Regions from separate parts of the Homo sapiens genome. Here region 1 is linked to region 2. Evidence: chromatin contacts called from ENCODE Hi-C or POLR2A ChIA-PET data. All regions are on one chromosome and are shown on one strand. The core of a region is the stretch at or near the end of the contact, and the rest is flanking DNA. Distances in the headings are between cores, read along the strand shown. Region 1 overlaps EBF1 (EBF transcription factor 1). Region 2 overlaps EBF1 (EBF transcription factor 1).

Region 1 (7,116 bases), core at 4,525-7,024, 37 kb before region 2:
GGAATATCGTTTCTTTTACAGATAAGCAAACTGAGGCTCAGAGGGATGAAATGATTTGCACCAGGGGTCACACAGTCAGTGAATGGTTGAGTCATAATTTGTGGATCTTTCTTAACTACAGATTCCAGTCTCTTCAATGCTAGACCAGTGATTTTGAAATCTTTTGGCCTCAGACTCCTTTACACTTTTAAAAATTGTTGAAGATTTAAAGAAATTTTGTGGATGTGGCTTATGTCTATCCATATTTACTGTCTTATAAATTAAAATGAGAAATTAAAAAAAATTTCTTTCTTACTCATTTAAAAATAACAATAGCAACCCCATCACATGTTAACATAAACACAGTTTATAATGATAAAATAACTCCATGTTCTGAAACAAAAACATTTAGTTAGAAGAATGGCATGGTTTTACATTTTTACATTGTCTGACTTTTAATAGAATACAGTATTCTCATATTTGCTTCTACATTCTGTTCCTGGATGTCATTTTGATTAAAGTATATGAAGGAAACCCAGCTTCATAAATATATATAGTTGGAAAAAAAGAGGAGTATTTTAATTGTTATTTTTCAGATAGCTGTGACTATTCTTCTTTGATACCACACCAAAACTTAACAAGTTTCTCAAAAGTTAGTTGTGTGATACCTGAAACAATATCAATGAATTTTTTAACTCCTTACATTAAAATACATTGGTATATCTTTCACTATGAATAGGTCTTTTACCCATCATCATTTTGTAACATCACTCATTGGTCATTTGAAAAATATTGGTTCACTGAGTTATGTTCATTGAGTTATGTGACATACTTTGTTAGACAATATCAACGATTTATGTTCATTAATATCACCATTGATCTCATCAGAAAAGGTATTGGAGAGCTGCCAATCTCATAGTTGTGGACCCAGGTTTTCCAAAATTCTAATTTTTACTTGAAAGGTGAATTTTATTATTGGCAACACCTGCTGTCAATAGTTTTCTTTGAAGTGACAGTCTTACTTTTTGAGAAAATGTTTGCAATACACAAGTTTGAAAAGCCATAGTTTGTCAGTTGTATTTTCAAGTAAAAATGCTGTTCTATGGAAAAATCAAAACAAAACAGAAAATAACTACTTCAGCTTGCAACTCAGACAGTTGCACAAATGCTTTATCTGGACATGACCATTGTACTTTTTGGTATGCAGTGAAAAGCTTTATCTGTATTACTCATTTTATCATTTTATCTCAAAGAATACTACGAAGATGTAAGGAGGGTCAAGATTTAATAAAATTTAATATTTAAAAAAGTTTAATAAAATTAGTAGTTTTATTACTTCAACAACATTCTTAAATGAAGTGGCTTTGATGCTTTGTGTTTGTGTGTGTGTGTGTCTGTACTGCAAGTGTGTGATGGAGAAGAATACAATGATTAGTGAGTACGGTTTGGCATGATTGCCATGATTTTCACAAGGCATGAATTGCTTCATCTATCATTGCTTTTGCACCTTCAGCACAAATGTCAGGTCAGTAGTATTATAAGGAAAATAGTTTTCACCCCATGGCCCATAAAAGAGACTCAGAGACATTCAGATTTCTGCAGGAGCACATTTGAGAACTGCTGCTCCACACAATACTGTCTCTCAAAAATGCCAGTGATGGATGTATCAACAGCTTTCTGTAGCAAAACAGCAGAAAAAGTGAACAGTAGGAAAAGAGTTGGATACCATTATTCTTACAATAAAGTTTTAATGCTTATTTTTCTATATGTATGTCTGTCTGTAATGGTGGATAGAGGCTTCGTTAAAATGTCAGTAGGTTTTTATTTCTTATTGAATCTTTGTGCTTCATTTCAAAGAAGAAAGAAAAAAATACACTACGGATCAGTGGATAGCATAATTTTGAGACCATCAGCAACTGCTGAACTTAGTTTTCATTTTTACCATGTCAACATTGGAACACACTGATCAGTTCTCTGTTTATAATCCTGAAAACTTGCCACTTGGAATAGATTTAAAATATTTGTGTATAGTTACAGCATTTTAAGAGGCAAAACCCACCAATTTCTCACAAATGCTTGGAAAGCTTTCTGTTCTCTAACTGAAAACATCTCATGTTCCCGCTTAGCCAAGAGAGAGAAAAAGATTTGAAGACAGATCCTTTAACTGGATGTAAGGAGTTCTCTAAAAGACTTAACAACTTATTCGAAAGTAGTTTGTCTTAAAGAAGAAACCTGTCTTGGTTGAAGTGAAGAAAATTTGGGATTTTTATGGAAACTAATTATAAGTACTAATGCTTTTGAAGTTATGTCTCCGTTGCTTGGAACAACTATTGGTCACATTTTCTGTTTTTGGGGCATTATACACTCTTAGGAATTGCCAGTGTTTCAGGCTGCAGCATAGCTTCATCCCAGAGTGGAGTCTCTGGGTAAGAGCCATCAATATGGCTTTCATTCTGTTTCTTTTTCTGTCAGATTTTTTTTTTTCTTTCAAAGAGAAAATGAAACACAAAAACTCTTGTGTGTGCTTGAGGTTCATTCACTGCAATTTGAGAAGTGTGGTATTCGGACTGAACCTTTGAAGCTTCCATGACAGAGAAATGCTTTGGGTGTAGGCACTAAACTCTTCAGGTTGTGGGTATTTTTCAGTACTAGGTGAAAAGCATACATAATATACATCGCGATCCGGCACAGTTGGGGAATCAAAGATCTGTTTGATCAAGTCAATAGCACTTCCCAAAGTGTGGTAAGCTACCAGTAAAAGCACCGGTGCTGGCCTGTGAGATGATTTCAGGAGATACACAGGCATTTTGAATTTAATAATTATATGCCTACTTTTGTGCTTCCCTTCAGTTGAATGGTTTTCTACATATAGTTTCCTTTTAGAATAATTTTGCTGAAAATAGCTAGTCAATTTAAAGAAAAGTTATTAAGTAAATGACAATAAGGGCGGTAGGTGGGTTGGTAAAATGATAGACAAATGATTGAAGTTTTCGGAAGCTGAAGTAGTTCAGACACTTAGTGCATTCATTTGCTTATTCAACGTTATGTATCGAATACCTGTCTATTCCAGATTCTGTGGATTCAGGCAGTCAATAGTGGGAACAAAGTCCCTGGCCTTGTGGAACTCTCATCCTCGATGTGGAAGAGAAATAAATATATGCTATAATCTCAGGTAGTTAGTGTCGTAAAGGAAAATAAGGCAGGGTTAGGGGCTAGAGCTTGCGGAGTAGGGGCAGTTTTAGAGAAGGGTGGAGGAAAGCCTTGTCGAGGAGGTTGCATCTGAGCAGAAAGCAAGACAGATTGGGTTTAGTTCATTCTGCAATCACACATGGGGTGTTTGGCTCTGGAAAACAAATACAGAAAAGACTGGCCAGAAGAAGCTCATAATTTGGGGGTGGAGGACTTCATTAAAATTTAATAAGATAGAGTATAGTGAAAGCGATGCAAGGAGGAGACATTGGGAGCATGGAAAAAAGGAATGGCTGTCCTAATTGATGGGAGGTAATATGATGGAAGATTTCCTAGAGGAGGTCAGTGTCCTGAATTGAGCCTTTCAGAATGAGGAGGAGGTAGCAGGGGAGGGGAAGGAAATGGTGGCAGGACAGGGCCATTTACAGTAGAGAGAACAACATATGCAAAGGTATAAAACATTCCTTGAGGGGGCACATAGTGGGTATCTGGTAAATTCCTGTTGAATGCAAAAATGATGTGAGGAGTGCTTTGACGCTGCAAGAACATGAGCGTTGAGGTAAGGAGTAGAGGGAGAGCCTGCTGTAGAGCTAGCAAAGGCCTGTGTCTGGGAGGCTTGGACTTCTTCCTTTGGGCCACAGGGATCCACTGGAGGGTTTTACAAGAGGGATGACATGTTACATGTGCTTCATTCATTAACTACTATTGTGTTAGTTTGGAGAATAAATTTGCATGGCGTAAGGACAAGCACCAGTGAAAATCAGGAATGGATTCAACAAGACCCAGAAAGAAGTAATGGGAAGAAAAGAGCTATAGGGAGTCAGTTGGATTTGGCAGAATGGGCATCATTGGTGAATTTAAAGCAGCTTAATTTATGCATTGAGGGTAGAATCTGGATTTTGGGGAATTGAGGAGTAGACGGAGGATAAACAACTCTATGTATGTGGATTAGCAATTTTTAGATAACTGGAAACTGCAAAATATTTAATACTTAGCTACGTAGAATGTGAAGTATTTATTCGGAATGGGGCTGAATGTCCAGCACTGCTCACAGACCCAGTTCAAGGGTCCTCCGCCTGGCCTCTGCTCTTTAGAGGGTCCCAGTCTGGCTCTCCTCAGGGAGTGAGAGACCCCTGGGGCCACCTGGAAACTGCCCACTCTTGTAAGATGTTGCTCAGCGTTCTTGGGACCCAGGAATTCACTGCTCCAAAGGCCCTGAGTTCACTTTCAAGGCTTGGTTCTGCAGGGTGTACTCATGTGTGCACCCTGAGTCTTGAGGAGTAGACAAAGGGCTTTTGTGGAGGATGAGGAGGGAGATTGGATGTGAGCACTGCTGTGTTCATACGTGTGCTGTGTTCTGATCCTTGAGATTTGGATCAGAGCCAGAGGTGGAAAGAGAAGAGGATGGGGTGTAGTTGGGGCTGGCCTCCCTATGCCACTGACTACTTGAGAGGAACATTGAAGAACTGAAAATTCTACAATCGAAGTTGGCTTTCCAGGTTGTTATAAAGAAGTATTTGTCAAGACAGGAGGTATAACATATTTCATTTAAAAGTTTGCTAGCTTGTTTTATAGCTTTTAAATATTTAGACACGTAAGATGTGAGCCTTCTTTTATTAGGAATGGGCTTGAGTATCATAATTCCTTGCATTTGTTGTCTTTAAACTAGAAACTCAGTAATAAATGGTAGAAGTGTCCAGTTCCTGTAAGGCTGCTTAAGTGGATTTTTACTAAATATTAAGTGTTTTCAAGAAATTGTGTTAAGATTCGCCTCACTTTCCACCAATACTACATGTCTTTGGCCTCCCCACAACCTTAGAAATGTACACCCAGAACTGAATTAAGTAATTTAGAATAAGCTCACATTTTAAAGTTACTTTCAGAAACCAAATTTGAAGAAAGTGAAACAATATCCTTTGCCCCTTACTTCTGGGTAAAAGACAGAAATCACAACTGTCCAAATCTAGACAACAATCTTTATGGTTAACTTATAAAGTGAGAGTTAGTTAAAAATTTCATAAAAATTAGAGAAAATTGTAGCAAAGCCATCACTAATTTACCCAGGAAGTATATTAAGACATTACATGCTTACAAGTTATTTATAAAGTCCCGGACATGTTTGTTGATCTGGTTAAAACAACACTAAGTACTTCCAGAAAAATTCCTTTCTAGATAAAAAGATCTGATAAATCAGCATGATCATCAGATTTCTCTAATAAAAGAAAGGGTGTTGGAAAGAGTGAATTCCAGATAAGTCCTGTGTAATGCTCCTGAAAGCCATGAGGTCACCAGTAAATTAAAGTTGGATTTGGGGCCCAGAATCTGTTATAGCTGTTTGTATTCTCCTAGGCTGGAGGCCAGACAGCTAGAAACAGGGCCGAGATCCTCAGGGAGTCTAAGTCCTCTTCATGCAGCACTTGACACCGTTATTGCACCTCTGGAATCTAGTAGGTTTCACTAATATGTTTTGGGGGGCTCTGCACGTCATGTGATAAAATTGCATTGCGAGTCTGTGACCGAAGATGAGATCATCTTTCTTAGCTCATCGTTTCAGGCAAGGGCCACCCTCCCCATAGGTGGAGTAGCACAGAGTGCACTGTGATATGAAGAAAGAAGGAACTGAGATTTTTATCATGCAGTGATCCTGTGCCAGGCAGGGTGCTGGGTTCTTTCTTAAATCATCCAGTTAATCCTTACAATGACCCTGTAAGAAGGTCGGAGAGGGTAAGGCATATATCCAAGCTCACAGAGCTTAACAAATGGCAGATCCTGGAGTCATTCTGCTCTCCACAGGATGCCCTGTTCGGGGCTTTTTCCTCAACACCACACTGAGGGGTGTCAAGAGCCTCTCTTGCACTGGAAGATTATTTAGCTTTTTAGACTCAGGACTCAGAAGAGCCTTGGAGATTATATAGTCACCGAATCCTGACACCTGTGCATTTGCTGCTGAATTCACAGCAGTTCTAAGCCAAGCATATGAGCGTCCCCCTAGCATTGATCTGCTACTGTGCCTAAAAGTTTCCCCTGCAGTGACTATTCCACATGAAACCATTGTGCCTTGTTAAATAAAATATGACTGTATCATGAAGACACCACCAATACTTAGGTTCAGGTGATTTTATGCCACTAGTAAGAATCCAAGGACAATGTGTTATTGGGGAGAAGTAGAAAAAGGAAAATCTGGGGTAGCACCTGGCATGCTCTTTCTCCAATTTTCTACTACTTACTCCTATTCCCCAAATTCTCCCATCAAGGAGGAAATGAACTCTGAGACAGAAGATGAGTTTTCCTCAAAGCTTGACCAGGATATAAGTGGATGCCTTATTGGGCAAAGCAGAGGGTAACCAATTAGAAGGCCCTGGCTTCTCTTGATTGATAGCTGAGAACTCGTCAGAGGGATCAGTGCTTTCTCTGTGTATTGCTGGAGTCTGAAAGTGTGACTCTCATGTCACTGATTCATTTCTGAAGTGTTAAATTCAGAATAAATTTTTGATAATCAAAATGAACTTAGAGAACTTTGTTGTTTGGCATTGTCAAGAGTGAAGAATTCTTGCCTAATGCAAAAAGTCATCCATGAATTTTCTGCCATATTAGTTTGAGCAAAACTGTGTTTTTTGCCCTACTGGATCTCTTAATGTAATGACATGTTTGGGATTTTGAGGTTGAAATGAATTTCTGATAAAATAACCATTCCAATGATAAAATGTAAAATGGTAATGCAAGATCAGTCACTCTCGTTATGAGACTTCTGGCTCATATGATTATAAGTGTTAAAGCCAGGCAAAATCTTAGGCGTAGAGTTCCAAGAAATATTATACTTTACTCAAAAGGCGTGCAAGGGATGTTCCAGAGTTGTCATTAGTAGATTATGATGTCAGGTGACAGCTCCGCAGGTTGTGTCACTCTTGCTTATGTTGTGTTTTCACAGCTCCCTTTAACAAGACACAT
Region 2 (6,606 bases), core at 1,320-3,819:
TTATTGTCTCACAAGAATTTCAGGTCAGATGTAGCAATCTGAAGGCTCGACCGGGGCTGGGAGATCTGTTTCCAAGGTAGTTCGTTCACAGGGCTATTGGCCTGAGGCCTCAGTTTCTTGATACAAGGCCTTTCCGGGGCTGATTGGGTATCCTGATGACATGGCAGCCAGCTTCTCCCACACTGAGTGAGCCTACAGAGAGCAAACAGGAAACTGACAGGCCTTTTTGACCTAGTCTTGGAAGTCACACATTGCACTTTTTGTCTTCTTCTATTTGTTAAGAGCAAGTCACTAACTCTAGCCCACATTCAGGAGAGAGAAACGAAGTTCCACCTCTTGAAGAATTTGTGGATATATTTAAAAACCATTAGAGAACCTATTTTTTAAAAACATTTTTCAAACATTTTCCTCCAGTTTGCCCTTCAATTTAAATTTTTTTTTACAGAGATGTACAATTTTAATATACTTAAGTCTATTAATCATTTCCAGTTTTAGAGTCTTTCTTTTGCTTTGTGCTTAACAATGTCTTCTTTACTCTAGGGTCAGATAAATCTTCACCTATATTTTCTTTTAGTTCTTTGTTGATTTCACTTTTTACATGTAACCTCTTTAGTGTTTCTATAATTTATTTTTAGAAATAAATTAGATACAGCAATTTTTTTCTGAATAACATTTATTTAAGTGGCAATTTTTGAATAAGCTCACTTTCTCTTAATGATTTAGAATGCCTCATTTATTATCAGTAAATATAGGGTAGATATTCCACTGATACTTACAATATGACTATAGCCCTTATTAAAATCTTAAAATGCTTCCATGCTGATTGGTAAATATCTGCTGCTCTAAGTGTCCCCTCCTTTCCTTCCCCCTCAGTTCAGACCCTTCTCTATCAATTTAAAGGGGCTTCTCTGGTGCATTTAAAGGAGTGAGTGTGGTATTATGTCTTCCAGACTGGAGCTCCAGGGACAATGTAGGTGTCAATTCTGCTATTTTGAATAGCCACCCTAACTAGGGATATATAGGCACATGGCTTTCTGTTCTGTTCCATTGATTGGTCGATCTAGTTTGATTCTCTTACTGCATGATTTTAATTGCTATGGCTGTATAATGTGTTTTAATTATATAATCATCCCCCATTTTCATGACTATTATTGCTTATTTATTCTTGTATATGAATGAATCATATTTTTGGTTAAAATAATGTCTTTAGAAAGTTGAGTAATGTATTAAAGACTAGGGAAGTTGACATCTCTACTAAATTGAGTCTTTCTATCTTGAAAGTATATATATATATACATACATATATATTCTTTTGTCTTAAAAGTCTTCCTATTTTGAAAGAATTATATATTATTTATGTCTTTAAAATTCTTGAACAGGCCTGGTGGCTCAGGCCGGTAATCCCAGCACTTTGGGAGGCCGAGGCAGACAGATTGCCTGAGGTCAGGAGATTCAGACAAGCTTGGTCAACATGGTGAAACCCCATCTCTACTAAAAATACAAAAATCTTCCAGGTGTGGTGGCACACTCCTGTAATCCCAGCTACTCAGGAGGCTGAGGCAGAAGAATCTCTTGAACGCTGGAGACAGAGGTTGCAGTGAGCTGAGATCAAGCCACTGCACTCCAACTAGGGTGACAGAGTAAGACTCCGTCTCAAAAAAAAAAAAAAAATTCTTAAGTAGAGCTAGAGTTTTTCTTTATATTTTTGTTTTAGTTTATTTCGATTTGTTTTATGTTTGGCATCTTTTTTTGGTGTTAGGAATAGTATATTTTCTAAAATATGGGCAAATGGTTATTACAATTATTTATTCCTCAGATATGTTAATGGTTCAGGGGTTCTTTAAGAAAGTTATTTTCCAAGCTTTGGAAAATGCAAATTCACTGAAGTCCTTTAAATAATCCCTCCTCTCACTAGAATTTTGAATTACCTTGATATGATGCACAAAAATTCTGGTCACTTACATTGTTTAAGTAGCCAGTTCAAGATGACTTGGGGACAACTTGAGTAATGTGCGAATCGTGTGGGCAATCACATATTCCTGATATCCAAAATACCAGCCTTTTCATTTTCTTTTTCTGAATGTTTCTGCTTGAAATTACCCATGGTTTAAAATATGCACGGCACATGGCATTGAACGTGGGAAGTGTTGTTAAGTTTTGAATGGGATGGTTAGAAAACGGCGTTTCTGGTTGTGTAAGAGTCTCTCATCTGGATCTGAAGCCTCTTCCGGGGAATTCCAGGCCTTCTCCCCTCTATGTCATAAAAATGACTGGGTGACTTCGCAAAGCAATAATACCAGTGGGATGTGTATATTAACCTGTCTGTGGGGGGAAAATGCTGAGAGCAACAGGCCTATAATTTAGGTAATAGCGATAGCCTATGAAAAACATGCTGCTTTTGCCTTGATGCTAATCAGGAAACCATCAGACAGTCTTCCCTGACTGAGTAAGGGCAGGGCGGGAAGGAAGTCAGCTGTCATCATGTTTTTGAAGAAGAAAAAAATGAGAGGTGAACTGAACTCTGTGATCGGAACCTCACTCTAAGGCCGCTTCCTGAATTTAAAGGTGTGGTACTCCAATCAGCACCGCAAATTGGAGGCATCTGATTTGCATGGATTAACAGGAGTGGGTCACAACCTTCTGACAGGTCAATGGCACCACTGGGGATTTGAAGAAAACTTTGATTCTCCCTCTTTTCCCCCTCTGCCATGAAGCAATCATGCTGTTCTATTGTAAAAGAGGATCCCTTACTTATAAAGCCAAGCTTGTCATTTAAATTCACTCAAGTTAGGACACCACCGAGCTCTGTCAGATGTCAGTCTCAATTCAGCAGGAGAATGTTTTTCAACAGCTTTCTAACCTCTTTGCCGGGAAACACAGAGGCTTGGATCAAGGGGGAGGGGCAGCTGACTGGGCTTGAAGGATTTTTACAGAGGCAAGATTGGAATTTTTCATTTCAGGCAGGTTTTCTTTTTCTTTACGTTTTCTTATTATTATTTTTTCCTTTTTCCCTCTAAGCCTCGTGTAAAAGATATTCCCACAAAAAGAGAGTGAAAAAAAGTCAGATTGGTTGTAAGGACCACTTCAGTTGAGGGTCTCCTTGAAGGTATTTAAACCTGGGAGTGATGTTGGCATCTTTTCTGCATTAGGGGTATTGGCTGTTTGCCAATCATTTCCCTTGAAAAATATCATGCGGCCATAAAGGAACTATGAAATGTTTGGCAGAGGAAGCGTCCATGGCAGAATAGGGACAAAGGGAAATGGAGATTTTCTGATTCAGCCTCTGGTGCCAGACCCAAATAAAAAGAAGAGGCACATGCCATGGAACTATGGCTTACCTGAAACACCCTGGGTCAAGGAGCTTTGAAATGGTAGTGGCAGAGTTGGGACCATTTTTTTCTTGAACCTTGATTAACCAAGTGCTCTGGAGATAAAATGTTCAGAGAGTTCTAATATACTCACTTGCTACGTATTGTTTTCTACATTTAGCTACAACTGTTGATTCAGCATCTCCTATAGGCCAGATATTATGCCAGACCTAATTTGCAACAAAACAGATTTGGTTCCTGCCCTCTTGGGACTTCCTGCTTAGACCTGCCTCATCAATTTTCATTTCTTATGTGACTTAATCTTTGTCATTTAAATTCCAGTATTTTCTTGCATCCATGACAGTGCTTACCATTGTATTAATAATACCTTACAGAAAAGTCTGGTAAATATCTATAATTTTATTGGCTGTTCAAGTAATGTTTAAATTTATGAAGCCTCAGTTTTCTCATCTGTAAAATGGGGATAATAATGTCTATCTCACAGGGCGCTTGTGAAGAGTGAATGGTATAATGTATAGAAAGCACTCAGCAGAGAGCTTGGCACAGAGTTCTTAGTAATTGGGAGCTGCTAGCATTTTTCATTAGAAGTGTGGCTCACGCCTGTAATCCCAGCACTTTGGGAGGCCTAGACAGGTGGATCACAGGGTCAGGAGATCGAGACCATCTTGGCTAACACGGTGAAACCCGGTCTCTACTAAAAATACAAAAAATTAGCTGGGCGTGGTGGCAGGCGCCTGTAGTCCCAGCTACTCCGGAGGCTGAGGCAGGAGAATGGTGTGAACCCGGGAGGTGGAGTTTGCAGTGAGCCCAGATCGCGCCACTGCACTCCAGCCTGGGCGACAGAGCGAGACTCCATCTCAAAAAAAAAAAAAAAAAAAAAAGAAGTGTTGGTGGCAGAGGTAGTGGGAGTGGTAGTACATGCTTAACATCTAGAACCTTCTCTTCTGGTTAATTCCATTGGAACCTTTCTATAATATTTTCAATATTTTCAACTTCTTTTTTCTTTTAGTAAGTATGTCTTTCTCAAAGAATTAATTGTTTGGATGGTTGAAGATAACTTGGAAGACCTTAAGGTCGTGATTTCATGATTTGAAACAAATTGTCAAGAGCTATTTTAGAAGGAATATCTGAAAGTGTGCGTGCGTGTGTGTGTGTGCGTGTGTGTGTGTGTGTCTATGTGTGCGTGCATTCTAAGGTACATCCTGCAATTAAGCTTCCAGTTAAAAGTCCAGTTTTGAAAACCCTCTTGAACTTCTTTTTGAGTTCTCTTTCTTTTAATGGTTACAAATGTCCTTTCAGGGAAAGTTACTCTCAGCTCTCATTCTCCTCCTGGTGAAAAACATTCAGAGACCATTAGGCTGCATCTCAGTGAAAGGAAACTGCAGCATAGAACTTGATCTGAAAAGCCTGTGACACACCGTGTCGCTCCAAAGTAGAAGCCTCCTTGGTACTACAAGACTGTGGACTGGAGTGTGTTGCTGGAGTTTGACATGGGTTCAAATCTTGCCTTTGCCATTTATTAGCTTTGTGACCTTGGGCAAATTTCTAAATCTGAAAGACACACACACACACACACACACACACACACACACACACACACACACACATTTATATTTATTTAATTAATGCAGTATCTGGCATATTCAAGCAGGAGCTTGTAACAAATAAGTAACAACTGTAAGAAATAAGTATTTGTTGCATAAACAAAGCAATGGCCTGCAGGTACTCCTCCTTTGGTAAGCCATTGCTAAGCAACTCTTTGCTACTCTTCCTTTCAGCTGCTGGCTGAACCTGCAGCATCTTCTTGTGACTCCCCTCAATGGTAGCACACTTCTACTCTTTGAGGGTTGATCTGAGTTTCGGAAACAGCCAGCAGTAATTTGATAACGAGGCTGGTGTAAAACATCAGTCGATTAAAGATCATTTTAGATCAGAAATGATGCGTCCCTGTAAGGGAACTACTATATTGAGATGAACTCAAAACATTCTGCCTGGATTTCCAAGAAGAGCTGCAAATGCTCTCAAGCAGTCTTCCAAAGTGACAATTAAGAATGGGATGGAATTCATTTTGATGTCCAGCTCTGGTCTAAAAGTCAGTCACATTCCAGGTCTCACTCTGGCCCCTGTGCTCTGGAAAGAGAGGAGCAGTGAGATATGGCCATTGTTGATATGAAAAGCAGAAGGTGGAGGTCCCAGGCTGCTGAGTTAGCCCTCAGTTTGAATCCTGCGTCTGCTGTTTTTTAGCTCTAAGTCCTGAGGCCTCTAATATACATCTACTCTGCAATTACTTCTCTCTCTCTCTCTTTTTTTTTTAGATGGAGTTTCGCTCTTGTTGCCCATTCTGGAGTGCAGTGGTGCAATCTCGGCTCACTACAACCCCTGCCTCCCGGATTCAAGCGATTCTCTTGCCTCAGACTCCCAAGTAGCTGGGATTACAGGTGCCCGCCACCACTCCCGGCTGATTTTTGTATTTTTAGTAGAGATGGGGTTTCACCATGTTGGCCAGGCTGGTCTTGAACTCCTGACCTCGTGATCCGCCCTCCTCGGCCTCCCAAAGTGCTGGGATTACAGGCGTGAGCCACTGCGCCCGGCCCAATTACTTCTCTGTAATTTTTTTCCCCTGAGGATTGGTGGGGAAAAAAAATGCTTGGCACATAACACTCCATGTTAAGTTTCAGGATTATTTCTTCTTTTTACATTATTTTAGTTTTTTGTTCATATGTACTCAGGGCTCACACTTTGCTTGGCTCCGTAAGTCCTAGAGAAAAATGGTATGAGAAATGAATTCACATGAAGCATTAGTGCCTTAGTCTCTTACTGTTTTTACCTTTCCCGTGAATATTTGTGCTTACAAAATGGTGTCCAGAAAGGCAGTGCCTCAGCGAGATAAATATGTTTCTAATCTTAGCATCTTGGGCAGAGTGAGGCTGGCATCTGAGGTCAGGGAGGCCACAGGGCCACGCTACTGACCGCATTGGTAACAGACTCCATTAGGTTGACAGAAAGGTTAAGGTTCCTGGAATCTGTCTCTAAATTCTCCGTACCCCCTCATTAGGTTAGAAGCCAATGCCAATACAAGTAACCAATACCAAACCCTCTCTTGCTTACAGAGGCATTATTAAGTTGGGGGCACCCTAAGAACAATTCATTGCAAATAATTGTTGGCACATTTATTCTCATGGCACAACTTTCAAAAGCAAATTAATTATAAACTGGTTGCAATTTAATTCAGTTTGTCTGGATTATGTGTTTGCAAGGCCTAGAGTACATTTGGCAC

Evidence for each region. A loop is a pair of places that touch in the nucleus more often than their neighbours do. ChIA-PET counts read pairs that join two places held with the same protein, here RNA polymerase II (POLR2A). Pooled maps may share reads with other maps.
Region 1: a loop to region 2 is called in a map of B cell, with 2.1 times the contacts of the local background. The contact joins two enhancer-like sites. A Hi-C loop is called at or near these places in 6 of 168 maps with a recorded cell type or tissue (B cell, CD4-positive, alpha-beta T cell, CD4-positive, alpha-beta memory T cell and 3 more), 20 of 37 single-sample maps with no recorded cell type and 6 of 50 pooled maps. POLR2A ChIA-PET finds 5 or more read pairs at or near these places in 5 of 52 experiments (GM12878, OCI-LY7, activated B cell and 2 more).

The regions. Positions count from the first base shown.
Region 1 is chr5:158,994,434-159,001,549 of GRCh38, reverse strand. All of the region lies in intron 6 of EBF1 (EBF transcription factor 1), which reads left to right. Among named protein-coding and RNA genes, the nearest start is that of EBF1, 100 kb to the left of the region's middle. Within about 2 kb of position 5,774, at least 4 of the 41 ENCODE cell types and tissues checked have a DNase peak (open chromatin) inside an H3K27ac peak, as active enhancers do; they include B cell, where a contact is called at or near this core.
Region 2 is chr5:158,954,359-158,960,964 of GRCh38, reverse strand. All of the region lies in intron 6 of EBF1 (EBF transcription factor 1), which reads left to right. Among named protein-coding and RNA genes, the nearest start is that of EBF1, 140 kb to the left of the region's middle. RefSeq lists enhancers at 2,405-2,454, 2,485-2,554, 2,283-3,145. Within about 2 kb of position 2,569, at least 5 of the 41 ENCODE cell types and tissues checked have a DNase peak (open chromatin) inside an H3K27ac peak, as active enhancers do; they include B cell, where a contact is called at or near this core.